Linked DNA regions of Homo sapiens: all the other regions are linked to region 3. A link is a loop called in an ENCODE intact Hi-C map of the cell type or tissue named here. Cell type or tissue: dorsolateral prefrontal cortex. All regions are shown on one strand. Links, peaks and the distances in the headings refer to the core of each region. The heading gives the core; the rest is flanking DNA. Region 1 overlaps SWAP70 (switching B cell complex subunit SWAP70). Region 2 overlaps SWAP70 (switching B cell complex subunit SWAP70). Region 3 overlaps SWAP70 (switching B cell complex subunit SWAP70).

Evidence for each region. Hi-C counts contacts between places; a loop is a spot of excess contacts. Peaks named below come from ENCODE experiments on the same cell type or tissue, not always from the same donor. Only the 100,000 strongest peaks of a DNase experiment are listed, where the experiment ranks them.
Region 1: it touches region 3 in a loop (2.1-fold over the local background); 7 of 110 quality-filtered maps call a loop at or near these places.
Region 2: a loop joins it to region 3, with 3 times the contacts of the local background. A loop is called at or near these places in 25 of 110 quality-filtered maps.

Annotation. Positions count from the first base shown.
Region 1 is chr11:9,685,332-9,695,929 of GRCh38, reverse strand. It overlaps SWAP70 (switching B cell complex subunit SWAP70), which reads right to left. Exons shown (of 12, transcript NM_015055.4): 2 at 1,644-1,784. Among named protein-coding and RNA genes, the nearest start is that of SWAP70, 27 kb to the right of the region's middle. In dorsolateral prefrontal cortex, for the core only: no CTCF peak of the experiment used is centred there; DNase peaks (open chromatin) are centred at 6,552 and 7,681; H3K4me3 peaks cover 1,516 bases; H3K27ac peaks cover 7,351 bases.
Region 2 is chr11:9,673,442-9,684,039 of GRCh38, reverse strand. The region is part of intron 1 of SWAP70 (switching B cell complex subunit SWAP70); the gene reads right to left. It also overlaps the pseudogene RN7SKP50. Among named protein-coding and RNA genes, the nearest start is that of SWAP70, 15 kb to the right of the region's middle. RefSeq lists enhancers at 4,989-5,528, 7,700-8,234. In dorsolateral prefrontal cortex, for the core only: no CTCF peak of the experiment used is centred there; no DNase peak of the experiment used is centred there.
Region 3 is chr11:9,742,502-9,753,099 of GRCh38, reverse strand. It overlaps SWAP70 (switching B cell complex subunit SWAP70), which reads right to left. Exons shown (of 12, transcript NM_015055.4): 10 at 5,044-5,242; 11 at 3,917-4,013; 12 at 107-3,236. The coding sequence ends at 3,130. Among named protein-coding and RNA genes, the nearest start is that of SBF2-AS1, 10 kb to the left of the region's middle. RefSeq lists a silencer at 7,392-7,441 and an enhancer at 7,632-7,681. In dorsolateral prefrontal cortex, for the core only: a CTCF peak has its summit at 4,447 (motif pointing right); a DNase peak (open chromatin) is centred at 4,489; H3K27ac peaks cover 1,945 bases.

The sequences.
Region 1 (10,598 bases), core at 1,583-9,582, 58 kb after region 3:
CCAATAATGGGAATCTGAGGTAGGAGGGTCACCTGAGCCCGAGGAGGTCAGAGGCTACAGTGAGCTGAGATCGTGCCACTGAACTCCAGCCTGGGTGACAGGATGAGACCCCTCAAAAAAAACAACTATTGCCAGTATATATGAAACCAGATTTTTTTTTCTTCTAAAAACAAAAACAACAACAACAACAAAAAAAAACGGATACCTGTGCAGCACGTGCAGGTTTGTTACATAAGTGTACGTGTGCTGTGGTGGTTTGCTGCACCTATTGACCTATCCTCTAAGTTCCCTCCCCTCATCCCCCAACCCCCAACAGATCCTGGTGTCTGTTGTTCCCCCCTCTGTGTTCATGTGTTCTCATTGTTCAACTCCCACTTAGGAGTGAGAACACGTGGTGTCTGGTTTTCTGTTACTGTGTTAGTTTGCTGAGGATGATGGCTTCCAGCTTCATCCATGTCCCTGCAAAGGACATGATCTCACTCTTTTTTAGGGCAGCATAGTATTCCATGGCGTATATGTACCACATTTTCTTTATCCAGGCTATCATTGATGGGCATTTGGGTTGGTTCCATGTCTTTGCTATTGTAAATAGTGCTGCAATAAACATACGTGTGCACGTATTTTTTTTTTTTTCTGACACGGATTTTCGCTCTTGATGCCCAGGCTGGAATGCAATGGCGTGATCTCGACTCACTGCAAGCTCTACCTCCCGGGTTCAAGCAATTCTCCTGTCTCAGCCTCCTGAGTAGCTGGGATTACAGGAGCATGCCACCACACGTACTAAAAATAATTTTTGTATTTTTAATAGAGATGGGGTTTCATCATATTGGTCAGGTTGGTCTCAAACTCCTGACCTCAGGTGATCTGCCCGCCTCGGCCTCCCAAAGTGCTGGGATTACAGATGTGAGCCACCCTGCCTGGGCATGAATGTATCTTTATAGTAGAATGATTTCTATTCCTTTGGGTATATACCCAGTAATGCAATTGCTGGGTCAAATGGTATTTCTGGTTGTAGATCCTTGAGGAATCGCCACACTGCCTTCCACAATGGTTGAACTAATCTACATTTCCACCAACAGTGTAAAAGCGTTCCTGTTTCTCCACAGCCTCGCCAGCATCTATTGTTTCCTGGCTTTCTAATAATCACCATTCTGACTGGCGTGAGATGGTATCTCATTGTGGTTTTGATTTGTATTTCTCTGATGATCAGTGATGTTGAGCTTTTTCATGTTTGTTGGCCGTGTAAATGTCTTCTTTTGAGAAGTGTCTGTTCATATCCTTTGCCCACTTTTTGATGGGGTTTTTTCTTGTAAATTTGTTTAAGTTCCTTGTAAATTCTGGATATTAGACTTGATTTTTTTAAAGCACCCTGAGAGAGAATAGGTACAGATTAACACAAAACACAGTTCTTAATTTCAAAGAATGAACCAAGTTGGAAAAACATCAAACCAAGTTTAGAAGACAGTGGAGGAGAGGGAAGAATAGGAAGCACTGTCAGTCTCTCATTCTTTCTTCCTTTCTGGTTTATCTAGTGATTCTTTGTACCTCAACTCCTTAGTGAACTCACCAACAGGGGGCTTTTGGGCCCACTTGAAACATGCAAACCAAACAATGCTACACCCAAAAAAAGGTTAGAATCATACCTTTTCCAAAATGAACCTGTTTAAATAAGGCATGTAGCCCTGGTTGGACACTGGACCCTCATCATCATCCCTGAAGTGCTCTTCAAGGGCAACTGGGTCATGAGGAACCTTCAGCACCGTGCACAGGTTATGGGAAAGGACCTGCAAGGGAAAAGAAAATCGTTTAAAGACTCCCACTAACCAGCACATGACACCTTCACCATGAGTACAACATGCTGCTCCCTCTCCTGGGTAGAGAAAGATGGAAAATAAACTAGCAAAAACAGGGTGAGGACTGCTCAGCTGCAAGCCCCTACTTGTAACCTGTTATTCTTTCTCATTCCTTCCCAGGTTTGGTTCACTTAGAACTAGTCTCTATTACATGCCTACTATGAGCCAGGCTCCATGCAAGATCTGTGAATATAATACTCCTGTGGTCTTTTACTAATTTGTCCACATCAGAAAGAAAAGTGGGGTGGGGGGGGAAGTCTAAGAGAATGTGTTCAAAATTAAACTTTTCACCAAGTAGAGCAGAGTCAGCCAATTAGAGCTGTTCAGAGAAAGAACCTGGTATTATTGGGAGGCTGCAGCCAGGGGTTCTGGACAAGGAGGCTGACCTGGGCAAGTCACAACCTCTCCAGGCTTTAGTTTTCTCATTTATTCAATAGAAAGGGCCAAATTAATATACCAAATATTAATTAGGAATCTCTAAGTATCTAAACATTTCTAAAATTCTATGACTAGGCTAAATTTCAGCATGAGTATAAAAGAATATAAATATAAAAAGAGAAAGAAATCAAGGGCCTGGATTAGATTCAGGAAAAAATTAAATAGCAAAAATAGGAGTCGCCAACATGGTTAAAAATATTTTACAGAAAACCTGCATTCCATAGCATAAATACATATAAAGGGCTACTGGTCTTGCAATAACCTAAGTTCACACTTCAAAGTCCAGGTACAGTAGTTAAATGAGCAGTGTGGGCTACCTTAGTATTAATCTTGTTTTACATTAAATGAAAATTTCAAGATAGAACTTAAATCCCTTCCATTTCATTTGTGCTTTCTGAACAGGTCAAATTACATAGCTAAGGCTGTATTTTCTTCAACAGAGAATCTTCCTAGTTGAACCCCAGGTAAAAACGTTCCTTATTTTTCTCAGCCCTAAACATTTAACCTTAAGGAGCCACATTCATCTCAATAAATACTTTCATTTGCATTAAGCGAGTCCCTTTTTCTGCATACACATATTTCAGTTAGGAGTTTTTTTAAGATTAAACATTTTTAATCTATAAAATAATTTGCATATCTTCTTTCTAAATTTGTTTTGTTTCTCAAAGCTTCATTTATGTGGAGATCCTTTTCTACATGCTCTACTGGTTTTAAGGAAGTAAGTTAAGGAAGTAAATTCACAAATGGTTATAAATGCAGTAATGAAGACTACAAAGCAGGCTGTGTTTCTCAAGCAAACCCTGTGTTTGCCAGTAAAGCACATGAAAAGAGTACGGTGGAGCTTTTATTGGAGAATCCTGCACCACAATCAGCAAAATTTTAAAAAGATATTTAATTTATATTAGCCTAGTAAATCCTATATACTAAAGATCAATTTCAAGAATATAAAGAGCTTAATAACTGTAAAATGCTATGGAAATACAAGTATTAAAGAAATGCACACTTCTCAGATCAGGTTCAAATGTCATTCAAATTTTAAAATCATTTGGAACTTTACCCAAGTTAACAATTCCCAACTACTGGTTAAATTAAGGTATATCCATAAAACATAAAAACCATGAGAAAGCTTGCTATGTACGGATATGAAAAGATCTCCAACATAAATTAAGTGAAAAAAACAAGGTACCTAAGAATATGTATGCCATCTTTTGTATAAAAAAGAAAAGGGAGGAAGAAAAGAAATTCTGGAGGGATATATAAGAAACTAGTAACTGTGAAAGGAAGACAAGTTTGATGAGACCAAGGTTAGAAAAAGACTTCACTGTAGCTCTTCTTTGTATTAAGTTTTTTTAAAAAAAATTAACCTACTCAAAAATGTAGTACATATTTTTAAAATTAAATATATATATATATATATATATTTTAAGTGGCCAGCCTAAGATCACATAGATCAATCTATTTATCTTCATAGCCTATACTTTTTCTTCTACATTAACCTGCTGACTAGAAATGAGGTGTAAAAGGAAGACATATTCCACAGCAATGTACCATGACTAATGGATGAGTGAGCTGTAAGGGCAATAAATGAGTTCAGAAAAGGAGAAATAGTATGTGTTACAGTGACTTCACAGAGGAAGTAAAATGTAACTTATGGCTTACAGGATAGGTAAGGATAGCTTTAGGATAGGAATAGAGGCAAATACAAAAATTTCCAGATAGGGGAATAACATGATAAAAGTAGCTGATTAATCCAAAGCCTTCAGGAAACAAAAAACACCATCTCTCCCATACCCACCCTGTTCTCTACCTTAGGGTTTCACAGATCCTCTAACTAAAGCCCTGGCAGGGGCCTTGGATGTCATATTGTCATCCTCATCTTATAAATGGTGACTACAGACTCACAGATATTAAATTTGTTTTTCTTGACTAAAGTTACTGAGAAGAACTGAGACTAGAACTCGGGTTTTGTAATCTCTGGTCCAGCACTCTCCAGTAATAAGAAACATTATGTCTTCAGTTGTCTAAAGTCAACAATGCTCTTTGTACATATAGATGCTTAGTTTGATTAAGTGATCCCACTGCAGAAGATATAGATTTGAACTCAAGATTTCAGCCTTCGACAATTAAACAGCACTCTTGTTAAACACAGGGATGGCTAAATTCAGTGATAATTTTCTTAACCATCTTTACTTAGGCAAACTGTGAGGAAGGCAGCACAGTATACAAGGCACCTGGAAGAGACCTGCGCTCCAATGTCTCTGCATCCTCACTGTCAAATGAGAGTTGGACTTGTTTGTAAAACCCTTAACTATCAACCCAAACTCATTTCATAATTTAGATAAGAAGTCCAGCTTTGTGACAGCTTTTTCACTGTTAGTAAGGTCTATAAAAGGGAAGTCTTCTTCAAAAAATATAACAACAGGCTGGGCATGGTGGCTTATGCCAATAATCCTAGCACTCTGGGGGGCTGAAACAAGAGGATAGCTAGAGCCCAGAAGTTCAATACCAACCTGGACAACATGGCAAAACCCCATCTCTATAGAAAGTACAAAAGCTAGCTGGATGTGGTGGCACATGCCTGTAGTCCCAGCTACCTGGGAGGCTGAGATGGGAGGCTGAGGTGGGAGGATCACCTAAGCCTAGGGAGGTCGAGGCTGCATTGAGCCATGATCATGCCACTGCACTCCAACCTTGGTGACAGAGGGGGTCCCATCTCAAAAATTAATTAATTAATTATAATATATATGTATATATAAAACAACCAACTGAATAAAGCAACAATGAAACAGTATTTCTAAAAGAGGAAAAAATTGTGTACTATCTTTAAAACTTTTTATCAGCAACCTTTCTTTAAAGCTTAGACAGTATCTCAAGTATTTTTTTCTTTTTTAAGATTTATTTGTATTTTTTAAAAATAGAGATGGGGTCTCACTATGTGTGCCCAGGCGGGTCTCAAACTCCTGGGCTCAAGTGATCCTCCCACCTCAGCCTCCCAAAGTGCCAGGATTATACACATGAGCCACCATGCCCAGTCTCAACAAGGTTTTTTGTTTGTTTGTTTTTTGTTTTGAGGCAGAGTCTCACTCTGTCACCCAGGCTGGAGTGCAATGGCATGATCTCAGCAACGTCTGCCTCCTAAGTTCAAGCAATCTTTCCACCTCAGCCTCCCAAGTAGCGGAATTACAGGCACCTGCCACCACACCCAGCTAATTTTTATATTTTTAGTAGAGACAGAGTTTCACCATGTTGGCCAGACTGGTCTCAAACTCCTGACCTCAAGTGATCCACCCACCTTGGCCTGCGTGCTGGGATTAGAGGCGTGAACGACTACACCTTACCAAGGTTTTCTTTTTATAAAAATAAAATATACAAGAAATAAAATTTTTGATGGCCGGAATATAAACTAGTAAAAAGAAGTAAAAGCTCCTCCATAAACTTATACAGCAATTTATGCTTTTTCAAGTAGACTCATACCATCTATTAATTTGTTTTAGCCTCTCCACAGGGAGAATAGATATTATTGCTATTTTACAGACGAAGAGGCTGAGTCAGAGATTAGGAGATGTGTCCCAAATCACAGAGTTTTACGTGTAGCAAAACTGGGATTAGACCCAAGCCTCCCACTCTGGTGTCCTTTCCATGCTTTGCTACCTTCCCTCTGTTTCTGGAAAAACAGATAGCCCTGCCAATACAAAGATGGACACGCCCGTGAGTTGTTTCTAAATTTTAGTGATGTGCTGGTGCTACCCCAGCCCCACCCCATCAGCTCCACAGGGCCCAACAGAGATGACAGGCACTATTCAGCAGAGCCAAGTTAGTGCCAGTGGCAAGGAAGTCCACATACCTAGAAGTCTGGGACCGTTCTCTCTCTGGGAGCCCTCATCTCCCAGCACCCTATCCCTCTGGGGGAATCTGCACTAAGAGGCACTAACCCCTTCTCCAGATGAGGAAGCTGAAAAGCAGATTAAGACAAAAGAATCAGAAAGAGGACTACAAGTTCTTGATTTGTAAAAGGACTGCCCCAAATCATTCTAATCAGGGTGTTTGCAAGTTTCTTGAAAAAGCTGAATTTATCCCGCTTCAAATGCCTGTTCCTCCAAAGGCCATTCTTTCAGCACCCACATAATTGCTAAGCAGCTTTGCTCTCATTCTGCTGATCTGAAGAATAAACTATTGTTACCACAATAACAGATCCATATCCATGCCAGAAACTCATCTCTCCAGTTCCCTCATAGCTGTCTGCAGTTGCCTCTGCAGGGCCTCTGCTGACAAGATGACTAATTAACTGCATGAGCCCTGCTCGTGTGGTCTGTTCCTGTTCAGTGGTTTGCTTGCCATTTACCCCTTTTGAGCATTTTACTCCAGCCATCATGAAAATGAAATCAAGGATGGTGAACAGTGTTTTAACACGAGTAAGTAGTGTTCACCCTCCTTTCTCCAAAGACGTAGAGATTCTAAAAAGTTATTTAAAACGTGCCACCCAGTAACACACTGTTTCCCTTTACAGGATGTGCGTAATGGGCAAGATTCAACACTGAAAAAAAAGCGGAGTGGGGGCAGATTTCTATTCCAAAAGACTTATCTGAACTGACACAATTATAGACTTATAACTCATAATGGGCAATCTTTTTTTAAAACATTAAAATTCCTGTCTGATTTATAAAATTTCAAGCCAATGGCAAATTACCAGAAAATTCTTCCTAACAATGGACCAGCATGACCAATTTCCTACCACAGCTATGCCCTGCCTTAAAAGCATTGTCTACTCTAAGTCCTGCCCATTCCCGCATGGACTCATTTTCCCCTTCCAAACATCTTTTCATCCTGCTTGTCACTGCTTAAGTCTTGCTTGTTTCCTCTTACCTTTAATCTAACCAGCCTCAAAAATCTCAAAGTCATTGTTCACATTGCTCTCAATCCCTAAGTACAATCAGTTACCATCCTAGACACTTACACCAAATCTTCAAGTACCACTAACATCACGTTATCCCCCTGCCTAAAAATCATCAGAAGACTACAGAAGTAAAAGCTAAGGAAATATGTGAGTTGTATATTTAAGTCACTCCACAGGCCAGCCCACTTCACCTTCCTTATTTCTTCCCACCCTCTGCACCAACCATATAAATCCAGCCAAATAAGCTTACTAACTGCATCCCAGGCAACTTGTACCACATCCCTTTCTCCCCTGGGCCCTTGCTCAATTTACCCCTACCTCCTTTCCTGCCTAACAAAAATGGCATCTCTTTCTGAAGCCTTCACCACCCAAACCAAGATGATCTTTCTTCACTCTGTTTCCCAAGCAGTACCTCTTGTGCTAACTACCACACATGATTTCTCTCTCCTGTAAGACTGTACATTTCTGAAAGGCCCATATCTTATACAACATTGCATGCCCATGGCACCTGGCATGCTGCCCAGAATCCAGAAGACTTTCAATAACTGCTAAGTGAATTCTTTCTAAAAATTCTCTTAACACTAAAGCCGTGATACTTTAATATTAACAATAATCTTAGAAAATATACTATTTCTATCTCCTCACTTCACAGATAAAAAGACTGTGGCCTGAGACTTGGCCTAAGTCACACAATAATTAGCAACAAAGTAGGGACTAGAACTCAAATCTCTTAGCTCTCTGTCCCACAGTGATGCCCTGTGCTGGAAACATTTCTCTTCTGCCTAGTCACATCCTTCAAGATTGGGTCATTCATAAACTCTAGGAAATCTTTATGGATTACCACCCTGCCCCATGAACTCCTATTCAGCATTTAACTATGTTCTGTTTCAGATACTAATGGTATCTCAAATATCTAACTTATCAAATATCCTCCCTTATTGAAGGGAGGAAATAAATATTTTCCTTCTGCATCCTTCAGTGACTAGCATAGGGCTAAGCGAAGATTCAGTAAGAGCAGAACACTTACAGACAGATTAAGGAAAAGTAACTCAAAGTCATCTGTTGGAATGCTGTCCACAGAATATATGCCACTGATGTCATACAGCATGGATGGCACTGGATTACACTCTAACTGAACCACCTTTTTAAAGTTATTTTGGATAACTTACCAACTTACCCCTCTTCAGAAACTAAACAGAAAATACTGGTAAATTTGACCACAGAAAAATGCTTATATTTTCTTTTAAAAAGAAAGAAACCATAAAAAAACAAAAAAGGCAAATAGCTCCAATATTCAAATCATTCTTGTGGACACGAATAGAAAATTCACAAAAGAAACTAATCACTAATAAATAGAGGATACCTTTCAAGTTCAGGTGGAACTCCTGGGACCTTTAACTTTTGGATTGTATGGCTAAGGCATAATGTTGTTTGTTGTGTATTATATTTGGTATAACTTTTCTTACTGTTTCTCTACTAAGAATGCCTTTAAATATGGTTATTGTGATACTTTTTTACAAGGAAACTATATTTGAGCAGTTCCAAATTGTACATACTGTATGAACCTTGTCCTCTGAATGGGTTCCTTATTTCTACACGGAATTGCGTAGCTTGCAGTATCATGTAACTAAAGATTAAACCTCACCTTTTACTTCAAAAATAGGCAAATAAAATATAGGAAAAGATGCTTAATCTTGCTAGTAATCAAAAGAATGCACATTAAAAGAGCTACTACTTTTTGCCTAAGTAATACCTGGTGTTTGAGGAGATATAAGGGAGTAAAGACTACCAATATCCAACACTGCAGAAGGTACAGAGCAGGTTTTTCTCAACTTCAGTACTACTGACATTTTTGGCTGAATAATTATTTGTTTGGGGGACAGGGCAGGTAACCTACGCATTGTACAATGTATAGCAGTATCCTGGGTTAAAAACATTTAAAACATCTCAAATACCTGTGAATAGGAAATGGTTAAATAAAGCATGATGCATCAACACAATGAAAGAGTTCACAGTCATTATAAAGGATGGTGTCTGTATCTATATGCATTTATACAGAAAGATGACCCTAACACAATGCTTAAGAAGAGACTACAGGCCAGGCACAGTGGCTCTCACCTGTAATCCCAGCACTGAGGGAGGCCAAGGGAGGAGGATCACTTGAGCCCAGGAGTTCAAGACCAGCCTGGGCAACAAAGTAAGACCCTATCTCTACAAAAAATACAAAAATTAGCTGTGAGCCTGTGGTCCCAGCTACTAGGGAGGCTAAGGTAGGAGAATCAAATGAGCCCAGGAGGTTGAGGCTGCAGTGAGTCGTGATGGTGCCGCTGTACTCCAGCTCTGGCAACTGAGCGAGAACCTGTCTCACAAAAATAAATAAATAAATAAATAAATAAATAAGAAAATAAAAGAGGATACGAAAGGATACAGAATATGACCCTATTTATACAAAAGGACATATATGTCTGTGTATTTACATATGTGTATATGCATGTGTGTACATGATGGGGGAAGGGAGAAAGAGAGATATATAAGAAAGATATTCACTGAAAAGTTAATTACAACCTGCCTTTGGTGGTAGAATTTGAATGTTTTACTTTGGACTCTGTACTTTAATACATTGTTTGAGTATTCTATGTATTACCTTTCAATCAGAAAATGAAGCTTTTATCTTTTAATATTTTATATATTTTAAATAGAAAATTAAAAAATTAAGTAGGGTGGAGGGCTTGCTATGGTCTGAATGTGTCCCCCAAAATTCATATGTTGAAACTTAATCTCCAATGTGTCAGTATTAAGAGGTGAGGCCTCGCCGGGAGCAATGGCTCACGCCTGTAATCCCAGCACTTTGGGAGGAGGCCAAGGAAGGTAGATCACGAGATCAGGAGATCGAGGCCATCCTGGCCAACATGGTGAAACCCCATCTCTACTAAAAATACAAAAATTAGCCGGGCGTGGTGGTGTGTGCCTGTAGTCCCAGCTACTCGGGAAGCTGAGGCAGGAGAATTGCTTGAACCAGGGAGTCAGAGATTGCAGTGAGCAGAAATCACACCACTGTACTCCAGCCTGGGTGACAGAGCAAGACAAGACTCCGTCTCAAAAAAAAAAGAGGTGAGGCCTTTAGGTGGTGATTAAGTCAAGAGAGCGGAACTCTCGCAAATGGGATCAATGACCTTATAAAAGAGGTTGAAGGGAGAGAGTTCCCTAGTCTCTTTTGCCCTTCTGCCATGTGAGGATACAGCAACAAGGAACCATCTTGGGAGCAGACAGCAAGCCATCACCAGACACTCAATCTGCTAGCATCTTGATCTTGGACTTTCCAGTATCCAGAACTGTGATAAATAAATTTATATTATTTATAAATTACCTAGTCTGTGGTATTTTGCTGCAGTATCAGGACTAGGTGAAACAAG
Region 2 (10,598 bases), core at 1,704-9,703, 70 kb after region 3:
AAATCAAAAATATATAAAATAAAATTAAAAATAAAAGAATGAAAAAAAATCACAAATGTGAGGTTTCCCTCGGCTGCCCCACCTTCTCACCAACCTGACCCCGCATGGTCCCTAAAATATGACTTCTATCCCTATCAATCTCTTGAAATTGCTTTTCTAAATGGATTCTGAGGTAGACACAGAGATGCACCACTCAGATGCCCCCTCAAGTAGGTAACTGCTACCCAGCTACAAGGACTGTGTTAAGCTGATAGCCTCCAGCTACTTTCAGGGTCCCAGTGACAGAGCGGGGTGGTAGGATCACTTTTCCTCAATGTGGGAGTCCCATAAGGGGCAATCTTTGCTTCAGAGCTCCTGGTTTTGCCAAATCCATATGATGGTTTGACAGTTCCTTTTCCCAATTTCATTTCCTCTCTCCCACCCCACAGGTAACACTTTTGTATTCCTAACAGTGTCTTAACATTGGCTTCCTGGAGAACCCATGCTGGGACAGATACCTTCTGGCCAAGTCACTCTCCCAAAGGTCTGGCAGTTGGCAGTCTGAATCACCCCCTCCTCTTAGACGTTTTTGGTCCCTGACATACCATTTTCTTTTCTTTTCTTTTCTTTTTCTTCTTTTTTTTTGAGACAGGGTCTTGCTCTGTTACTCAGGCTGGAGTGCAGTAGCTCGATCTGGGCTCACCACAGGCTCGACCTCCTGGGCTCAAGCAATTCTCCCACCTCAGCCACCATCCCCCACCCCTCACCCCCAGCAGCTGGGACTACAGGCACCTGCCATCACACCCAGCTAATTTTTCTATTTTTTGTAGAAACAGGTTTCACCATGTTGTCCAGGCTGGTCTCAAACTCCTGAGCTCAAGCCATCCACCTGCCTCAGCCTCACAAGTGCTGGAATTACAGGCATGCGCCAGCGTACCCAGCCCAGACAGAATAGTTTCTAAGTTCTTCAAAGGTAAATTTATGCAGTCACATCCATCATCCCTCATTCTCCCAATCTGGTCATTTCCCAAAGATCAATTTTCAACCCTCAGTTCTACTTTAATTTCTTCTTAGAAAGTGCTTTTGACCAGGCACAGTGGCTCACACCTATAATCCCAGCACTTTAGGAGGCCAAGGCAGGTGATCACTTCAGGCCAGGAGTTTGAGACCAGCCTGCCAACATGGCAAAAACCCTGTATCTACTAAAAACATAAAAATTAGCTGGGCGTGGTGGCACATGCCTGTAATCCCAGCTACTTGGGAGGCTGAGGCATGAGAATCACTTGAACCCGGGAGGCGGAGGTTGCAGTGCGCACAGATTGTGTCACTGCACTCCTGCGTGGGCAACAGACGAAGACCCTGTCTCAAAAAAAAATAAAAATAAAAATAAAGACAAGACATTCTGTGTTTATGAATCAAAAGACTTAAATTTTTTCAAATTTTATATTTTATAAATCTAAACATTTATAAAAAGAAAAAAGAAAGTGATTTTATTCTGACAACCTTAAGTCATCTCTATTCAAATGATTCATAGATCTCTTTCTGGTCTTAACCTCTCCAGTAAGCTCTGGTTTATATCACTAAACAATACTAGAGATTTCTATTCTAAATCTGCCTCACGTCCAAAAGATCCAAATGAGATCTCATCACTTTTCTCCCCAAAATAGGTTTGCCACCCTGATTCTGACTTTGGTATCACCATTGCCTTAACAAAACTATGGTCTCTTCTTCTATCTCTTTTTCATACAGTTTGTCCACCTTCTGGATCTAATTCAGCCCCAGCCAATGCCAACTCCTGTCTCTACTGCGTGAGCCGCTCTGTCACCTTCAGGCTAACCAAGCAGAGAGTGTGAGGCTGGGGAAACAAGGGCTCCTCCCCTCACCTCCCAGTACAAGGTCCCATTCTCCCCTCTCAGGTCCTGTCAAAGAGTTGCTGCAGAACAACTACTCCTCAGGATATAACCATGGTAAACACATCAAGCTACAAGGTTCAGTTAGAAGGCTAAACCTCAAAGAGCATGTCTGCCACCCTACATTTTACAAATGAGGAAACTGAAGCCCAGCAAAGAGAAGTGATTTCCCATTACCACACAAGTAATGGAGTACAGGTAACTCTCCTTACTCCCCAACTCCTCTCTCTCTCAACACTTTTCATGTTCCTCTAAAGGTTTTACTTTCTGAATCTTTCATCATAGTATTCTCACAGGGGAATTTCATACATCCTTTTCAAGTTAGTGACAAATGTCTCCTCCTCTAGGAAGCATTCTCTGAGCTAACTCCTCATGTCCTCACCCCAAGCTAAATAGGTTCCCTTCCTCTGCATTCTGCCTTCTGTATCTCACTGTATTTGAATTGCCAGTTTGCTCATCTGTATCACTCACAAGATTTTAAGCTCTACAAGGGGAGGGTACATATCTGTTTTAATTTCCATAGCTACCACTACTGACCCACACTCACCAACTTACCCAGACTTCATAGCACCCCACTAACAAGTCCCCCAATCTCCAGCCTCTCACCTTTAGTCATTAAACCTACATCATCAGAATAATTTTAAAACCGTATCTCTGCCATATATCTACCTAAAAACTTTAAATGACTTACCCTCTTTACAGGGTCAATTCTGAACTAATTCTAAGACAGACTGTCAGTCAATAAACATATATTAGCCATATATTCTGTGCAAAAACATTCAATGACATCTAAAATGTAGCCCCATCTCTCTTTAAATCCTAATTCTCCACTATGCTTTAAAACAAACCTTCTACTCCACTCACAGTATTTCCTTTCTGCTCAAATACTCCAAGTTGAGGCTCTTGCTCTTAATTTACAGTGCTACCACCATATTTGTCACCTTTCTGCAATTATACTGGACAAGATCTGCCCCATTCTCTCAAGACCTTGAGAGCTTGTCTGGAGGTTCTAGCAGGTAAGCACAGCTACTCATATACCCTTGACCGAAGACTGGTCCTCCTCTATCGAGGATGGTCGTTCTCTTTGACTGAGCACACAGCATTGGGAGGGACGCACATGGAGTGGTGAGGGAGGAAGGGGACAACCACCTAGCCAGCCAGATCAGCGAAATCAACCCTGGTGATCAATGGGGTGACAGATATCACAGCCAGATCACCCTCACATTCGCCATTCTCTCAAGAAACAGCTGAAGTACTATCTCCTTCATGAAACTTTGTCTGCAACTGTCTATATCCTTTTCTCTATTTGCCATGGAAATATACCACAAACCACATATGAAATTTAGAATTTTTAAAGCCTCATTTTAAAAAAAGTAAAAGGGAATAGGTAATATTAACTTAAATACTATATCCAAAATATTGTAATTTAAACATGTAATCGGTATTTTTAAAAATGCCTGCAATCCCAGCACTTCAGGAGGCTGTGGCGGGTGGATCACCTGAGGTCAGGAGTTCGACACCAGCCTGGCCAACATGGTGAAACCCTTTCTCTACTAAAAACACAAAAATTATCCAGGCGTGGTAGCGGGCACCTGTAATACCAGCTATTCAGGAGGATGAGGCAGGAGAATCACTTGAACCCAGGAGGCGGAGGTTGCAGTGAGCCAAGATCATGCCATTACATTCCAGCCTGGGTGACAAGAGCGAAACTCCATCTCAAAATAAATAAATAAATAACGAGATATGTTACTCTTGTTTTGGTACTAAGTCTTTGAAATCCAATGCATATTTTATACTTAAAGTACATATCAACTCAGGCTCATGAATTTTCAAGCAGTCAACAGCCAAACGTGGCTACTGGCTAACACTGGATGGCACGGCTTAGAGTGGTCATCTTCTACACACTCTAGAACTTGTTTATATATTGCGTCATTGTGGTCATTTCATGTATTATCTTCTTGACTACATCACACAATCCTCAACTTAAGGGACAAGGCTGCATGTTTTTTTCTTCCCAGGGTGCCTAACAAAAAGTGTTCAGTAGCCTGAAACCTTCAAATTCATATAATGTTTTATACATTAGTTTTCTTCAACATCATTGTTTGGTAGAAAATAAGAAAGAATTTCTGCTGTCACATATAAAGGTTGTGAGCTCTATTATAATCTTAAAATATAAAAAGCAGGCCGCGTGCAGTGGCTCATGCCTGTAATCCCAGCACTCTGGAAGGCTGAGGCAGGCAGATCACAAGGTCAGGAGATCAAGACCATCCTGGCTAACATGGTGAAACCCTGTCTCTACTGAAAATACAAAAAAATTTGCCAGGCGTGGTGGCGGGCACCTGTAGTCCCAGCTACTCAGGAGGCTAAGGCAGGAGAATGGTGTGAACTTGGGAGGTGGAGCTTGCAGTGAGCTGAGATCGCACCACCACACTCCAGCCTGGGCAACAGAGCAAGACTCTGTCTCAAAAATAAATAAATACATAAATAAAAATATAAAAAATAAAAAGCAAAGGAAGCTTCCCAAAGTCACCCAGGTAAAGGACCTCAGAATTCCAATGTAGTCTGATCTACTAATTGTCTGCTGTCCTATTACCTAACAGTGTTTCTCAAATCATCACTGAAGACGATCACTGAGACTGGAGTCAGTTGCTCATCAAGCTACAAGGTTCAGTTAGAAGGCTAAATTTCAGGAAAACAGCCAGCTAGCTGAGTATCCATCACCCTAGGAACTGAAAGAATTGATGGAGATGTGCTGCCTGCCAAGGCTGACATGCCCCATCCTTCCAGAGCTGTCTGTAGAGTGGAATGTAATACCTTCCAACACTGTCCATATGACCAGAACAACTTTCATCCTAACTAGCGTCACTTCTGGCTGATACACCATGCCCACATAACACCATTCTCCTCCTTCAAATCAAATGTTGTAAAGCTAATTATTCCTAAAGAAGCAAAAGGTACAGAAAACAGAAGAGTCTTAAGATCAAAAAAATTAGTGTTTCTAATATTGCAGAAATCTCTCCTTAACCGCAAGATCTCCTTATATGAAATTCAAGTATACACACAGATTTCCATTTAAATATCTCTCCCTCAACTGCTGAAAACTGCAGTTTCCAGTAGACACAGATTTTGAGTTTAAAGAAAAGGAACACGAAGGTAGGATGAGAAGAAGGAAATGAAGCAGAAAGTAGAGCAGGAAAAATAGTTTCATGAAACGCAGTCTTGGGGAAGAAAAAGGAAGCTGAGGCAAGGATCTACCTTAGGCTTGTGTTGTGGGAGGGGAACAAGGACATGCCTAAGAGGGACTAAGGAAGCGAGTGAGAGTGCTAATGTGCTAATAATCACCACTGATGGGACTAAGGTTCTATAACCCTCACGGTGGGAAGGAATGAGAAATACCTATTGAGTGATGGCATGCTGAGTACCTGGGAGAAGGTCGCCTAAAGCCTCTTCTGTCTCTAGCTTTGTTACTATGTACCTCTGGGACTGTGATGAGACCCCAAAGGAAATACAAAATGGAGATCAGAGAGGTTAAGAACTCTGAGTCCTAAGATCAGAAATGTACTATTAAGATGGAAGGTCAAATACCAAAAAAAAAAAAAAAAAAAAAGCACCTCAGAGTTTACGTGTTATTTTCGATAAAAGTACATGTATTTCCCAAAAAAAAAAAAAAACATAAAAATGTCCAAGTTATCTCACTGAAAAGTTTCTAGCAAGTAAGGAATAGAAACTAGAAATAATCCAACATTCATTATCCTATTTTAAGATATCTAAATGTGTAATTTTCTCTTTATTTAGAGAGCTGCCCTTACTATTTTATTTTGGTGATATCTACATAAAAAATATTTACAAAGACTTTAGGCTGGGTGCAGTGGCTCATGCCTGTAATCCCAGCACTTTAATAGGCTCACTCAAGACTCTGATCCCCAACCCCATTTTAAAAATTGATTGTTTTTGTTCCTCAATAGAACCTTTTACCATAGAGGTTAGCAGAAACACAACACAAAAGATTAGGAAGGGAATACTATACATGCCAAGTTCACAAAAGAATTAACTACATTTGTATATTGTGTTCCACAAATAAAAACCCTGTCTCATAATTTGCTTCCTTTATATTTTCAACTTACCAATGGCCTGGCTGAATTACCTTTGTAACTAGCAAGTAAAATTTTTTTAGGCTAAATGTCTGTATGGGAACAGAAAACATGGTATGATTCGTAAGATATCCAAACCAATTGTGAGGCAAAAGATAAAAAAACTAAAAAAAGATTTTAGTTGAAAATCTATCATTGAGAAAATACTAAAGATTTAAACTATCCATGTTGTTCATCAAAATTTTTTTCATTTAGATCTACACCAGAGTTGTAAATTCTTTTATTTCAAAAAGGTACAATAAATTTTTTTAAAGCTGTATTTCTAAAAACAACAGGATAAAAATGCACAGACAATGAGTTCATTTCAAGACATTTCCAGTGCTGACATGTAATTCACCCTGCAACCATAACTGCAAAGTAAAGCTATAACAGAGGTTGCAAAAAATATCACTAGATTTTGCTATATTTAAGAGGAAAACATTTACTAAACAATAAGGGTATTAATTTTAAGCTTCATTTTGATCTCTCAAAGGAACAGAAGAAGCTAGAAATAATGGTTACCTCCAGGACAGGGGACTAATATGGGCCAAGGGTTAAGGGAAACTTACTTTTCATTTTTGTAAATACCCTTTAGAATTTTATAAAATTTATATGTGTCTATATGAGATATTAAAAAAGCTTCTTTTTAATATACATGTTTAAATAATAACCTTTTTTCTTAGAATTGTATGTACTGTATTTCTAAGTAACACTGGAGATTTAGCATCTTTCAGCAAAACCACTGAAATTCTAAATAATTTTTTAAAAAAATTGTTAGCACCAGTAGAAGAGAAATAATTATTGCTTCTACTTCAAATAAGATGCCCTATTCCTATTTCCATTATGACTTCTGCAAATTTATACCATAATTTAAAAGTAACAATGTCTGTTTCAGGTGCCACATTAATAAGGTTTATTATTATTAGAGAGTATAGAATCCACATACGAATAGCTCTCATTAAAAAAAAAAAAGAGAGAAATACAGTTGGCCCTCCGTATCCCTCGGTTCTGCATCTGTGTGTTCAAGCAAGTGTGGACTGAAAACATTCCCCTTAAAAACTGCATCTGGGCCAGGCACAGTGGCTCACGCCTGTAATCCCAGCACTTTGGGAGGCCGAGGCAGGCGGATCACGAGGTCAGGAGACCAAGACCATCCTGCCTAACATGGTGACACCCCGTCTCTGCTAAAAAAATACAAAAAAAATTAGCCGGGCGTGGTGGCGGGCGCCTGTAATCCCAGCTACTGAGGAGGCTGAGGCAGGAGAATGGCATAAACCCAGGAGGCGGAGCTTGCAGTAAGCCGAGATTGCGCCACTGCACTCCAGCCTGGGCAACAGAGCAAGACTCCGTCTCAAAAAAAAAAAAAAAAAAACTGCATCTATACTTAACATGGGCAAACTTTTCTTCCTGTCATTATTCCTTAAACAATGTAACTTAACAACTATTTACACAGCATTTATATTGCATTAGGTATTATAAGTAATCTAGAGATAATTTAAAGTATAAAGAAAGATATACATAGGTTATATGCAAATATTATGCCATTTTATATAAGAGTCTTGAGCATCCTACGATTTTGGTATCTGCAGGGAGTCCTGGAACCAATCCCCCAAGGATACCAAGGGACAAACTGTACAAACAAAAGAAGAGCACCAAAACCAAACCAAGGGGGAAAAATGGTGGAAAAAATGTCTAACGTTGAATTCAACTACATTTACTCAGCTACCTATGTGCACCTAGCACCTTCCTATAAAGAAAACCCCTTTCCATCTCTCTCAATACAGTTTTCAGTCTACCATCAGTTAACACAGAATATACTAAAATTGCAATCAAAACAGATAATACAGTCTTAAACTATACGGTTTGTTCTAAGAAAGGACTATTCATGAATACAAGTTTAAAAGCAAGTAGAAAATGTGTTTCTGGAAGTCTGTTTCCCCACTATTAGCCTATTGCTATCTACTTCAGCTGCTGAAAAGCAAGTAAATCTTTGCTTAAGAAAAAGCTCAAAACAATCACTTAGTGTTCCTGGTTAGTTCAGCCTGAAAAACCAAGTAACACCAAATCAACATGACAATCAGTTGTATTTAACAATCCAATTGCAAATCAAGTTAACAGAGCTGATGACTTCTATGAACGTGCACAGGATGGGTGCAGAGATAAAGGCCTACGTACTCTCAACTCAGGTGGGGAGCCAGTCAAGTTACAACTGGAGCCAGAGAGACAGAGCTCCCCGGTAGAAGGTGCACAGATTGCCAGGAAGATGCCCAGTGAGATTACAGGGAATGCAGGAGAAGGAAGGAGAAAAAAAATCAAGGTAAGGAAAGGGAAGCAGACAGAAGTGGTTCCCTTTTTGGGGAGAGGGGTGGTGTGCGGAGGAGGGCTTAAAGATTCGAGAAAACCTACTGACCTGCAATGACCTTATTTATGGCTATAAATATATATAATATATATAAAATATAAAACAGTTGTTTTAACAAGAAAACATTACTGTGACTAGACAACCAGCAAACATCTGTTTCTATTGTAGTTTATGTAAGCCATAAGAGGTCTTTCTCCCTTTCTCCCTTTCCCTCCCTCTGTCCCTCCCTCCTCCCTCCTCTCTCTCTCTCTCTCTCTCTCTCTCTCTCTCTCTCTCTCTCTCTCTCTCTCTCTCTCTCTCTCTCTCTCTCTCGCTCCCTCTCTCTCTCTCTCTCTCTCGCTCCCTCTCTGTTTCTTTCTTTCTTTTTCTTTGGATACAGGGTCTCACTCTGTTTCCCAGGCTGGAGTGCAGTGGCACAATCATAGCTCACTCCAGCCTCCATCTCCTGAGTTCAGGCCATCTCCTGTCTCAGCTACAGAAGGAACTTGGACTACAGGCGTGTGCCACCATACCTCTCTAACTTTTTAAATTTCTTGTCTTACTATGTTGCAAAGGCTGGTCTCAAACTCCTGGGTTCAAGTGATCCATTTGCCTCAATCTCCAAAAGTGCTAGTATTACAGGCATGAGCCACTGCACCTGGCCTAGGAGTGGCTTCTATTTTTTAAATTTAAAATTTTTTTTTTTTTTTTGAGACGGAGTCTCGCTCTGTCGCCCAGGCTGGAGGGCAGTGGCATAATCTCCGCTCACTGCAAGCTCTGCCTCCCGGGTTCACACCATTCTCCTGCCTCAGCCTCCCGAGTAGCTGGGACTACAGCCGCCCGCCACCACGCCCAGCTAATTTCTTTTTTTGTATTTTTGGTAGAGAAGGGGTTTCACCGTGTTAGCCAGGATGGTCTCCATCTCCTGACCTCGTGATCCGCCCACCTCGGCCTCCCAAAGTGCTGGGATTACAGGCATGAGCCACCGCACCCAGCCTATTTATTTATTTTTGAGACAAAGTCTTGCTCTGTCACCCAGGCTGCAATACAGTGGCACTATCTCAGCTCACTGAAACCTCCTCCTCCTGAGTAGCTGGGACCACAGGTGCCCACCACCATGTCCAGCTAATTTTTAAATTTTTTGTAGAGATAAAGTCTCACTATATTTTCCAGGCTGTTTTCAAACTCCTGGCTTCAAGCAATCCTCCTGCCTCAGCTTTCCAAAGTTCTGGGATTATAGTCATGAGCCACTGCACCCAGCTTCCCAAGGGTTTTTTTTAAATCTGTGTTCTATAGTTCGATTTTATTGATAAGTTTGACAAAAGTCTGTCTGCAACATGTGATATTATGAGACAGAGATATACATAGATAAATATATATAGGTTTTCATCCATGGTCCCTGGCTCATAACGCCATAGCCCTTGTTATAATGTTGGGGTGCTTTAGGCCTCAGAAGCAGGTCTCAGAAAACAGAATCTCAGCCAGGTGCAGTGGCTCACACCTGTAATCCCAGCACTTTGGGAGGCCGAGGTGGGCAGATCACTTGAGGTCAGGAGTTTGAGACCAGCCTGGCCAACACGGCGAAACTCGGTCTCTACTAAAAAATACAAAAATTAGCCGGGTATGGTGGCATACACCTGTAACCCCAGCTACTTGGGAGGCTGAGGTAGGAGAATCGCTTGAACCCAGGAGGCAGAGGTTGCAGTGAGCCAAGATCATGCCATTGCACTCCAGCCTGGGCGACAGAGCGGGATTCCATCTCAAACAAACAAACAAACAAACAAACAAATAAATCAATGAAAAAAGAAAACAAATCTCTCTCTCTCTCTCTGACCTTCTGCCCTTTTTTCGCCTGCTCCTTTTTCTCCCCAAGGCAGGCCGTAGAAACTAAAAATATAATCTCATCTCCCCCAACCTTTCTATCTTGGAGCTGGCCATAAAGAAATTCTCTGACCTTCCTTGTCTAATTGAAGGCCACAAGACCTTCATTTCAGAAGGGGTCCTCCCCCATACCCTGGAGGAAGGAAAGCTACACAGAGAGACCAAGAAGAATCTGAACAGACAATCCTTGCTGGATTTTCCCACTCAGTCTATTAATATTAGATCATACCCTTTTTTGTCTAATCACATTTCTACATGGTTGTCTGTACTTTAATCATGACTATCCAATAAAGTCTCCATAAGAGACGGAAGAGGACAGGGTTTGAGGAGCTCCCAGAGAGCTGAACATGTAGAGGC
Region 3 (10,598 bases), core at 1,104-9,103:
CACAGCTAACTTCTTGGGGTCTAAACTCCAAACCCAGTGTTTTCAGGAAATGTCCCTAAACCAAAGTCCATCTCATTATATGAAAATACACATAGATACACCCAACTTTACCCCCCACTGTTTTATTAAATCAGACAGTTTAAAGTGTATGTTCTGGTATTTTTAATTTTCTTACTGGGTCCATTTTACTTAAAAAAAAATATAAAACATTTTTAATGTATCTTAGAAAAATTAGCAAAAAATTGAGAAAGTTGAGCATATTACATTGTACAATGTTTTCATACGAATGTTTTAAAATCATAAATATTTGGTTTCCCCTCAACATAGCACATCACAAAAATACATTTCAAAAACTTTTTTCATATATAATTCCTGTAAATGATCATATCCCTACTTATTAAGGAAAACACCTGATGACAAGCACTCAAACACTCTTGAAATTTTCTGTACAGTAATTACAAAAGTAAAACCAAGAGTTCTGTTGGCCCTTTAACAGGTGAAACCATTTTAAATAGTATCAAAATATAATTCCAAATGGGATATACTTAGTTCATTTCTGTGCTATCTTTGATTCACAAGTATCTATCTTAGCCAAAGCACTGTTTAAAAGGATATTGCCTCCTAGACATAGTGCCACTGAAAACCAAGATGTAAATCGGTAACACTATGCATTAAACAGAAAGCTTTTGCACAACCACATATGTAACCGCTTAGTCGTATCAAGGTCCACATGTGACCAGAAAGCAGGCAGTCCTTAGGTGGATGGCCAGGGGCCAGGCAGTGTGAGGTCTCCAAGAACCCAGGGCTAGAGCAGCTAAGCCCCAGGTCATGTTATCAGCTACAGCTGTGGAATAAGCCAGGTTTAAAGAAGGACATTCTGCAAAAGTGCAGGACCTATTTCACAACTTCTAGAAGTAGAAATTCACATATTCCATCATGATCCTCCCCACCATGCAGAGACTATTTGACTCCTAAGGCCACACTGTTTCCATCCCATAGATTTCACAGAGGTGATTAGGTTCTTTGTAGAATACTTTTTCCTCATTCTGGAATGAGGGATACTGGAGTCTTCTGGTGTAATGTGCAGTCAAACCACAGGAAAGGTTCCATTCCTTACCTAAGTCTCGTTGGTCTAATACACCTGCCAGCTACTGAATAAAATGATAATACTGATAAATGGCTGGGCAGAAATCCAACACCCAAATCAGCTGTCAAATTTCAAAGGCACATGATACAAAAATATTTTAGACAATACACTTTATAAAGGCAACTATAAGAAACCGTTAAAGTTACATTTTTATTAAACAGCCAAAAATCTTAAGACAAATACCTACAGACCATTTCTTCATTGGCAAATATTTTCCAGTCATAAAAGGTGATAATTTATGGGATTATATTCCAGTTTCCTCTCATGTAAATAAATACATACACTGAATCTCTAATACCACTCTCTCTAGATGTATACATCTATTTGGAATTGCTTTCTTAGTATGCACTCAGCAAGCACTAGCATAAGAACACCTGAGGTTCTCTGTCCTCATTTAATACCTGTAAGAGAAAAGGACTTTATTCTACTGAATTCTGCCCTTTTTTTGCAACAACTGAATTATCCCCATATTTATTTACAATTTTAAGCTTGATTGCTGTCCACGGAGTTACTGTTGCTTCTCAATTATAACTAGTGTTAGAAGGCTTGATTTCATAAATGTTCTTTTTAATCCAAAGATAGATCATATATGAAAACCTTCCTCAATACTCCTTTCAAATCAGATGCATATAAACTATGATCCCAATTTCCCTGTTAGACGTATTTCTGTTGGATATTTCCTCCGTTGTCACCACAGAGGAAGGGAAAAAGCAGAAAAGCTGCCCACCTAACAAAGGCTAACATAATGGCTAGGCTAATATATTGACATGCTATCATCTTTATGATGTTTTGAATCTAACTAGCAGACATACAGTCAACTTCCTGTTGACCATGTGCATCTAATCTGCTTTCTTAATTATACAAATAATTTTTATTTCAAATTAGCTTCTTTCTACTACTCAGTATAATCCTCTCACAGCCTGGCATATACTTGGTAGCACATCATTCACTAGAGAGAGTACGAGAGAAAATTAGGTTGACAATATGGGGCAAAGGGGTAGTCTCCTTTAAGGTGAGGGGAAAGGAGATGGGAATGAAACATGCCAAGTGTATGATGGTTAGGGAAAGAAATATCTTAGTAGAAGCTAGAAAACCTCTACTAACAGGATCACATTCCAAAAGGGCAACCAGGAAATGGCAATGACTCCATGACTTCTCTGTCAGAGCACCAATGGTCAAAGGCATTCCATGTCAAGTGTCAGGAAATGGAAAGCGAACCGGCCAATCTAGTTTAACAGCACATACTCGGAAAAGGAAACACGCTGCCAAAGGAAAGAGCTGACATCCAGTCCACAGAGGTTCTGAGTACCCAGTGGCAGTGAGCCCCTCCAAACTCTGCAGAGCTGACTGTGCTGTCTGCACCCTGCCTCATTTGGGGAAGAATCTGAGAGAGCTAAAAGACAAATTTCAGAAGGTGATGTTTTCAAAGAAAGAGTAAACAAACAGCTTGACAATGTTGACTTTTTTTTTCTTTTCAGGTAACCCTTGTTTGCAGGAAGATAAATAAGAAGGCTTCCTTAGGATACTGACCCACTTAGAGAGGCACAGAAGGAAGAAGAGTTAAAAGCAGCAAAGCCGGGTTTTTTTGTTTTGTTTTGTTTTGTTTTGTTTTGAGATGGAGTCTCACTCTGTTGCCCAAGCTGGAGTACAACGGCATGATCTCAGCTCGCTGCAACCTCCGCCTCCCACGTTCAAGTGATTCTCCTGCCTCAGCCTCCCAAGTAGCTGGGATTACAGGCGCCCGCCACCACGCTCAGCTAATTTTTTTTGTATTTTTAGTAGAGACAGGGTTTCACCAGGTTGGCCAGGCTGCTCTTGAACTCCTGACCTCAGGTGATCCACCCGCCTCGGCCTCCCAAAGTGCTGGGATTACAGGCGTGAGCCACCACGCCCGGCCCCCAAAGCTGTTTCTTTTGTCTTTAGCGTAAAGCTCTCCTGCCATGCAGTATCTACATAACTGACGTGACTGCCAGCAAGCTCAGTCACTCCGTGGTCTTTTTCTCTTTCCAGTTCTTCTCTCTCTCTTCAAGTTCTGCCTCAGTGAAAGCTGCAGGTCCCCAGTTAGTGATCAGGTGAGGGTTCTTTGAACCTAAGAGGCAAACATGCTTTAAATACAGGAAGTATTATATTCTTCAGGATACCCCATCATTTTTCTACAGACAAAATAGTAACTTCCCTACTTTATTTCTTCTTTGAGGAACATGCATAAATGTCATACCAGCTAAAACAATTAGAAGATGTATACCAAGGGGATTAACTGGGCCCTCTTACCTATTAGGGGATAAGATTTTCAAGAGAAATTTATCCTGAACAGCTTGGTTTTTTTACATTTGGGCTAAAAAAGTTTCTTTAGTACAATTCAAATACACAAGTGAAACAGAAAAATAAATTTAAAAATAAATATATGGGCAGGGCGTGGTGGCTCACGCCTGTAATTCCAGGACTTTGGGAGGCTGAGGCGGGCGGATCACGAGGTCAGGAGATCAAGACCATCCTGGTTAACACGGTGAAACCCCGTCTCTACTAAAAATACAAAAAATTAGCCGGTCGTGGTGGCGGGCACCTGTAGTCCCAGCTACTTGGGAGGTTAAGGCAGGAGAATGGCATGAACCCAGGAGGCGGAGCTTGCAGTGAGCCAAGATCGCACCACTGCACTCCATCCAGCCTGGGCGACAGAGCGAGACTCCATCTCAAAATAAATAAATTAATTAAATAAAATAAAAATGAAAAATAAAAATAAATATATGATTACTTCATAGAGTCTGTTACCTGGTTCTATCAGTCGAATTAATCCTTCATGATGGGCCACTTTGTCCTTCCAGCTCTTGGTCTTATTAGTTGCCATCTCCAGCTTCTTTTTAACTTCCTGAAACAAAAGTGGATTTTGGACTATGCAGACACACGGGTAGTTTAAGAACCAAATCACAACTATTGGGCCCTTACTATGTATTTGTGAATTATCTCATTAAATCCTCTCATAGCCCATTCTAAGAAGTGGGAACTACTATTACCCCATTGTACAGAGTGAAAACGGGTTCAGAGAAGGTCAGTAACCTGCCGAGAGTCACACAGCAGGAAATGGTAGAGCCAGAATTGGAACCCAGGCTGTCTGATTCCAAAGCCTATTCTTCCACCATCTGCATACGAATTACAATGGGTGTATGGCCCTGTGTGCCAGTTACAGTTTACTGCCTCTCCACTCCAAATCCACCCTGAACTGTCCTGCTGGTGAAACTAAAATAATTCTCCTCACTAGCTGGCAGCATAAAGCTTTGTCAGTAGAGGGTGCTGAAGGGACACGAGGAGGGAGGGACTTTTCTTCTAGGTTCCACTCAGCGGCTCCTGTGGCACTCAGAACACCCACAGTGCTCACCACCAGTGAGTTTCTGTAGCACCTCCCTGTGGGCAGCTTTTGCCGGTGGCCTCCCAGTGAGCTTTGCTGGCACAGCACCTCAACAAACTTTTCTGCCATCTGTGCACCCTCTCCATGGAGGTATGGATCACAACACTGGGGTTAAGGGGCAAGAAGCAAAGAATGCTCTTCCAGATCCACTCCCTCCCTGGTGCTCTGCCTCAGTTTTCGAGGCAGTGGCTGCTCCCTACGTCTGCTGTTCCTGCATTCTCAAAGCCTTCTTTACAACACAGTAGGTAATCTCCTATGACAGTTAATAATGTTTTATATTAAACTTTCCCTGTTCAAATTACTGTGCAGTTTCTGTCTCTGATGGATGTATAATATATCTTATCTCCTGTAAAAACTCCCTCTTTTTTCTTTCTTACAGCTAAGCAAGATTCTTACTACAGCTTCATATTGGCAGCTAAGCAAATAATTCTATTATTGAGAAATGTTTTTCAAAAATTTAAATATACAAGTTTGCAGGGCCAAGTCTCATTACCTCGTACTGCTCAAGTGCTTGCTTCCGTTCTAACTCAAGCTGCTCCAGCTGCTCCATGGCCTCCTGCAGGGCCTGTTCCTTCAGGACACGCTGATTCTCCAACTCCTGCTTCTCCGCCTCGGTTGTCTGAATGGCCTGCTGCTGCTCCAAGTGCCACTTTTCTAGTTCAGCCCTCTTGGAAGACTCTTCCTCCAACAACCTACAATGTGGAGGAAAGCTCCAGATCAAATCCTGCCCAGGTCACCACCCTGACCCAGCAGACGAGGGAAGCATTTTAGACAAGAGAATATTTGAGGTCGTCTAATCCCCCTTTCATTCCACCAGGAGGAAAGCAGGAGCCAGAGAAGCTCATATTCACAAAGCTGGTAAAGCAGCCTATATGTCCTGCTCTAAGCTCTCTCAGTTTCACCCGTTTGTGAAATAAAAAATAACATTTATCCAGAGTTTAATGTGTGCCAGGAACTGGCCTAAGAGTCAAGTGTATTTTCTCAATTAATCCTCACAGTAAATTTAGGTGCTGCTACTCATATTTTAGAGATGGTGCAAGTGAGACACAAAGGTTCAGTGGCCTGTACTAGGATCATCCACCTGCCAGGTGGCAGGGCCAAGATTTGAAGTTTGCCTGGTTGCTACAACATGAAAACATTTTCATCTAGTAAAAACCTGTTACCATGGAAAAAGCTGATAATGAAGATGAAGAAAGGAGTGAACGCAGACAGAATAGAGATACTATTTATTGAACAATTGCTACATGCCAGGCCCTTGCCTCCATTATTGCTAATCCCCTGACAATCCTGAAAGGTATTGTCCCTACATTACAGATGAAGCAATGAAAAACCAAAGGGTTTAAAAGTATGTTGCACAGGTTATAATGGATTTTAACCCAGGTCTGTGTGACTCCAAAATAACAGGAATACCTATCTGGGAATACCCAGCTATGTAGTTGTTTAAATAAACTAACAAACAGCCAAAACCTGCATTAAAGTGTATATAGTGTCGTTCGATGCCAGCCAAGGACAGGATACATATCTAGTGGCTTGAGCAACAATATTATGGTAACAAAGTCAAGTCACATGACTGGTCAGTTACTACTACCTGCCAGCATCTGCTCTTATAAAACTAACAACAAAGGAATAAAGTAACAGACTATACCAACACCAATTTCCAAATTCCCTCTACAACTTCCTGCAAGGTTGTTATTCAACTCAGCTCCAATACTCTAGGTGATGGGCTACCACTCGTTGCCTCACAAATTGGGCCAGTTTATTTATGGGCAGCTTCAATTCTTACGAAGTTTTTTCTTATACTAAGATGAGTTCTCCCATCCACTACCCTAGTTCCACAAAGGAAGTATCTACTCCCTCTTCCCTGTGATAGCCCTTTCGCAACTGGAAGGCAGCTTTGTTGCCTGTTGAGAACATCCTTCTCCAAGAAGACCACCTCCAGCCTTAACTAATGGGACCCAGCTTCCAGACTCAATATCCTTCTTTGGAGACACTGAGGTCTCCTCAGATGTCTCTTGGAGTTTGATGTACACAACAGAACACGACACTACAGATGTGGTCTGACCAGTGCAGAGTTTATTCACTCAGTTGATGTGTATTTTTTATGTGCCTTCTACGTGCTTTTCTAGGCACTGGGGATATAAGAATGAACAAGACTGGATGGGTCTGTTTTTTCATTCTAGTGGTAAAAGTATGGAGGGGGAATGGACATTTCCAGGTGCTTAGGCTGCCCAGCCTCTGAACTCCTTCATGTGTCTAGGGGAACTGCCATAGTAGAAGACTTGATGGAAGGTAGGGCTCATTTCCCGCTATAGAATCCACAGGCCAGACACCTGCCCTCCCACCCCTTGGCAGCTAGGGTATGGTGGAGGCACAAGCTGGGCTTGGCTATGTAGATGCTCCTTCTGGAACTTTGACTCTGAAGCACCTGGCACAAAGAAGCAGAGCCAGTAGAGAATTCATCTTGCCGGTGGCAGTAATATGCAGTGTTGAGTGACAGCAGGAGCGATGGCACTGCTGATGCCTGGTACCAACATGGGCGCCAGCGGCATCCTCACTGGACTCTTCCCATGGCCTGGCTTGGGCTGTAGTTGGGGCTGCTCATCCCCCTGTGATTCCTGCCTGTGTTCAAGGCCTGGTCACCTGCCTTTCTGTGGAACTGGCAAACTATTTAAGAAACTTTCAACAAATTGTTTTATTGCTTTAGCTAATACAAGGTGGTTTCTGTGGTTCGCAAGTAAGACTCCTGACTAAAGACTTCAGTGCCTCACTCTTTTTCTGTGTATCGGCTTCCTCATTTATCAAAAAAGGAATAGAAACTACACCTACCATCAAAGGTTTATTAGTGTATTAAATGCGATAATGCACATAAGGTGTTTACATGCCTACCACACAGCAAGTACTGGTAGGTAACAGCTCATATTATAGAGGGACAATTATCTCATTTGCTCTGGACACTTCACATTCATTAAGGCTGCCTAAGAGTGTATAGGGTTTTGGCAACCACATTTCAGGGAAATGAAACTGTAGAACTTTTCAAATGAATTTCTATAAAGCCAAGTCTCCTGGATCCTGTACTTGTTCTTTTGATATGTTAAATTAGCTTCTTGGTCTAAAATCATCATTCTAGCCTGTCAACATCTTTTTTCTGAATGCTTATTTTTACATTCCACACATTATATATCTTCCCCGTCTGCAAATGAGATAAAGGAACAGAAAGCAACACACTCGGAGTGACTCCCAAATGCTAGGCATTACTCTAAAACACTCTGCATGCATCATTTCATTTCATCCTCACAACAACTGTATAAAGTTGGCCATTCTCTCAAGTTACACAGCTAAAAGTACCAGAGCCAGGAATCAAACCGTGGCCTCATTCCAGAGCCCAGTCTCTAACCTTCAAATATATGAAAAGTATTATATCAAATGTAAGAGGGACTGTTGTTCCATGTGGTCCCATTGGATCCATTCATTCATTCAAAAAAATTTCCCTGGGTACTTACTGTGTGCCAGGTACGAGTTGCTGGGAATACAGACACGACTAAGGTGTACTCCAGGGTGTTACAGATCCAAAGTGGGTAAGAGTTACAACAGGACAGATTATGGCTCAGCCTCAAGAACTTTCCAATAACTCGATTTTTCTTAATTTTTTCTTTTTTGTTTTTTTCTTTTTTGAGACAGGCTGGAGTACAGTGGTGCAATCTCAGCTCACTGCAACCTCTACCTCCTGGATTCAAGTGTCTCAGCCTCCCGAGTAGCTGGGATTATAGGCATGCACCACCACGCCCAGCTAATTTTTGTATTTTTAGTAGAGACAGGGTTTCACCATGCTGGCCAGGCTGGTCTCAAACTCCGAGCCTCAAGGGATCCGCCCGCCTCAGCCTCCCAAAGTGCTGGGATTAGAGCGTGAGCCACCATGTCCGGCCAATAACTTGAGTATTCTACATTTTAAATGAACAGTTTTCTTCTGAGTTCTCATTCAGAAGTGGCTAGATCACCTTCAGGATTACACATAAAAAAATAAACTTCATAGCAGAAAGGGTGACTATAGTCAATCATAATTTAATTGTACATTTAAAACTAACTAAAACAGTATAGTGGACTGTTTGTAAGACTAAGGATAAATGCTTGAGGTGATGGATACCCCATTTACCCTGATGTGATTATTACACATTGTATGCCTGTATCAAAATATCTCATGTACCTCACAAATATAAACACCTACTGTGTACCCACAAAAATTAAAAGTTAATAAAAAACTTCAATCGTAATTTTTAAAATTACAAGATCTGGCCAGGTGCAGTGGCTCAAGCCTGTAATCCCAGCACTTTGGGAGGCCGAGGCGGGTGGATCACGAGGTCAGGAGATCAAGACCATCCCGGCTAACACGGTTAAACCCCGTCTCTACTAAAAATACAAAAAATTAGCTGGGCGTGGTGGCAGGCGCCTGTAGTCCCAGCTGCTCAGGAGGCTGAGGCAGGAGAATGGCTTGAACCTGGGAGGCAGAGCTTGCAGTGAGCCGAGATCACGCCACTACACTCCAGTCTGGGTGACAGAGCGAGACTCCGTCTCAAAAAAAAAAAAAAAATTACAAGATCTACGTGTTTCAAGCTAAAGTTCTTGTCTTTCATTTAAACAATTTACTATAAAAAGTTTCTCTTTTTTTTTAAGACACTGTCTTTTTAAGAGACTGACAGAGAAAGAACTATCCATTAAAAGAATAATGAGATTCCAAATATTCCACGAATGATCGGCTGTTGCTTTAAGAAAGGAGTGAGCAAACAAATTTACAAGAAAAAAAGAAACAACCCCATCAAAAAGTGGGCGAAGGACATGAACAGACACTTCTCAAAAGAAGACATTTATGCAGCCAAAAAACACATGAAAAAATGCTCACCATCACTGGCCATCAGAGAAATGCAAATCAAAACCACAATGAGATACCATCTCACACCAGTTAGAATGGCAATCATTAAAAAGTCAGGAAACAACAGGTGCTAGAGAGGATGTGGAGAAATAGGAACACTTTTACACTGTTGGTGGGACTGTAAACTAGTTCAACCTTTGTGGAAGTCAGTGTGGCGATTCCTCAGGGATCTAGAATTAGAAATACCATTTGACCCAGCCATCCCATTACTGGGTATATACCCAAAGGATTATAAATCATGCTGCTATAAAGACACATGCACAAGTATGTTTATTGCGGCATTATTCACAATAGCAAAGACTTGGAATCAACCCAAATGTCCAACAATGATAGACTGGATGAAGAAAATGTGGCACATATACACCATGGAATACTATGCAGCCATAAAAAAGGATGAGTTCATGTCCTTTGTAGGGACATGGATGAAATTGGAAATCATCATTCTCAGTAAACTATCGCAAGAACAAAAAACCAAACACCGCATATTCTCACTCATAGGTGGGAACTGAACAATGAGAACACTTGGACACAGGAAGGGGAACATCACACACCGGGGCCTGTTGTGGGGTGGGGGGAGGGGGGAGGGATAGCATTAGGAGATATACCTAATGCTAAATGACGAGTTAATGGGTGTAGCACACCAGCATGGCACATGTATACATATGTAACAAACCTGCACATTGTGCACATGTACCCTAAAACTTAAAGTATAATAATAATAAAATTAAAAAAAAAAAAAAAGGAGTGAGAAGAGTTAACTGAGCAGCCTTTTACACAGGCCCTTGGCGTAAGATTATGTGCATTTCATTAGTGCCAGTTTTCCAACCCAACTCCAGGATGACTTCCCTTGATTTTTCTATCCAGAAAGGCCTATCCTGAGGAGCAAAGAACAAACCCTCTCTGCCAATCTGACAGAAAGTCCCTCTGAATCAGCCACAGCCTTCAGTGACTTCAGGAAAGAGGAACACATTTCACTTAAAAATGACCACTAGGCCGGGCGTGGTGGCTCATGCCTGTAATCCCAGCACTTTGGGAGACCGAGACAGGCGGATCACAAGGTCAGGAGATGGAGTCCATCCTGGCCAACATGGCAAAACCCCATCTCTACTAAAAATACAAAAATT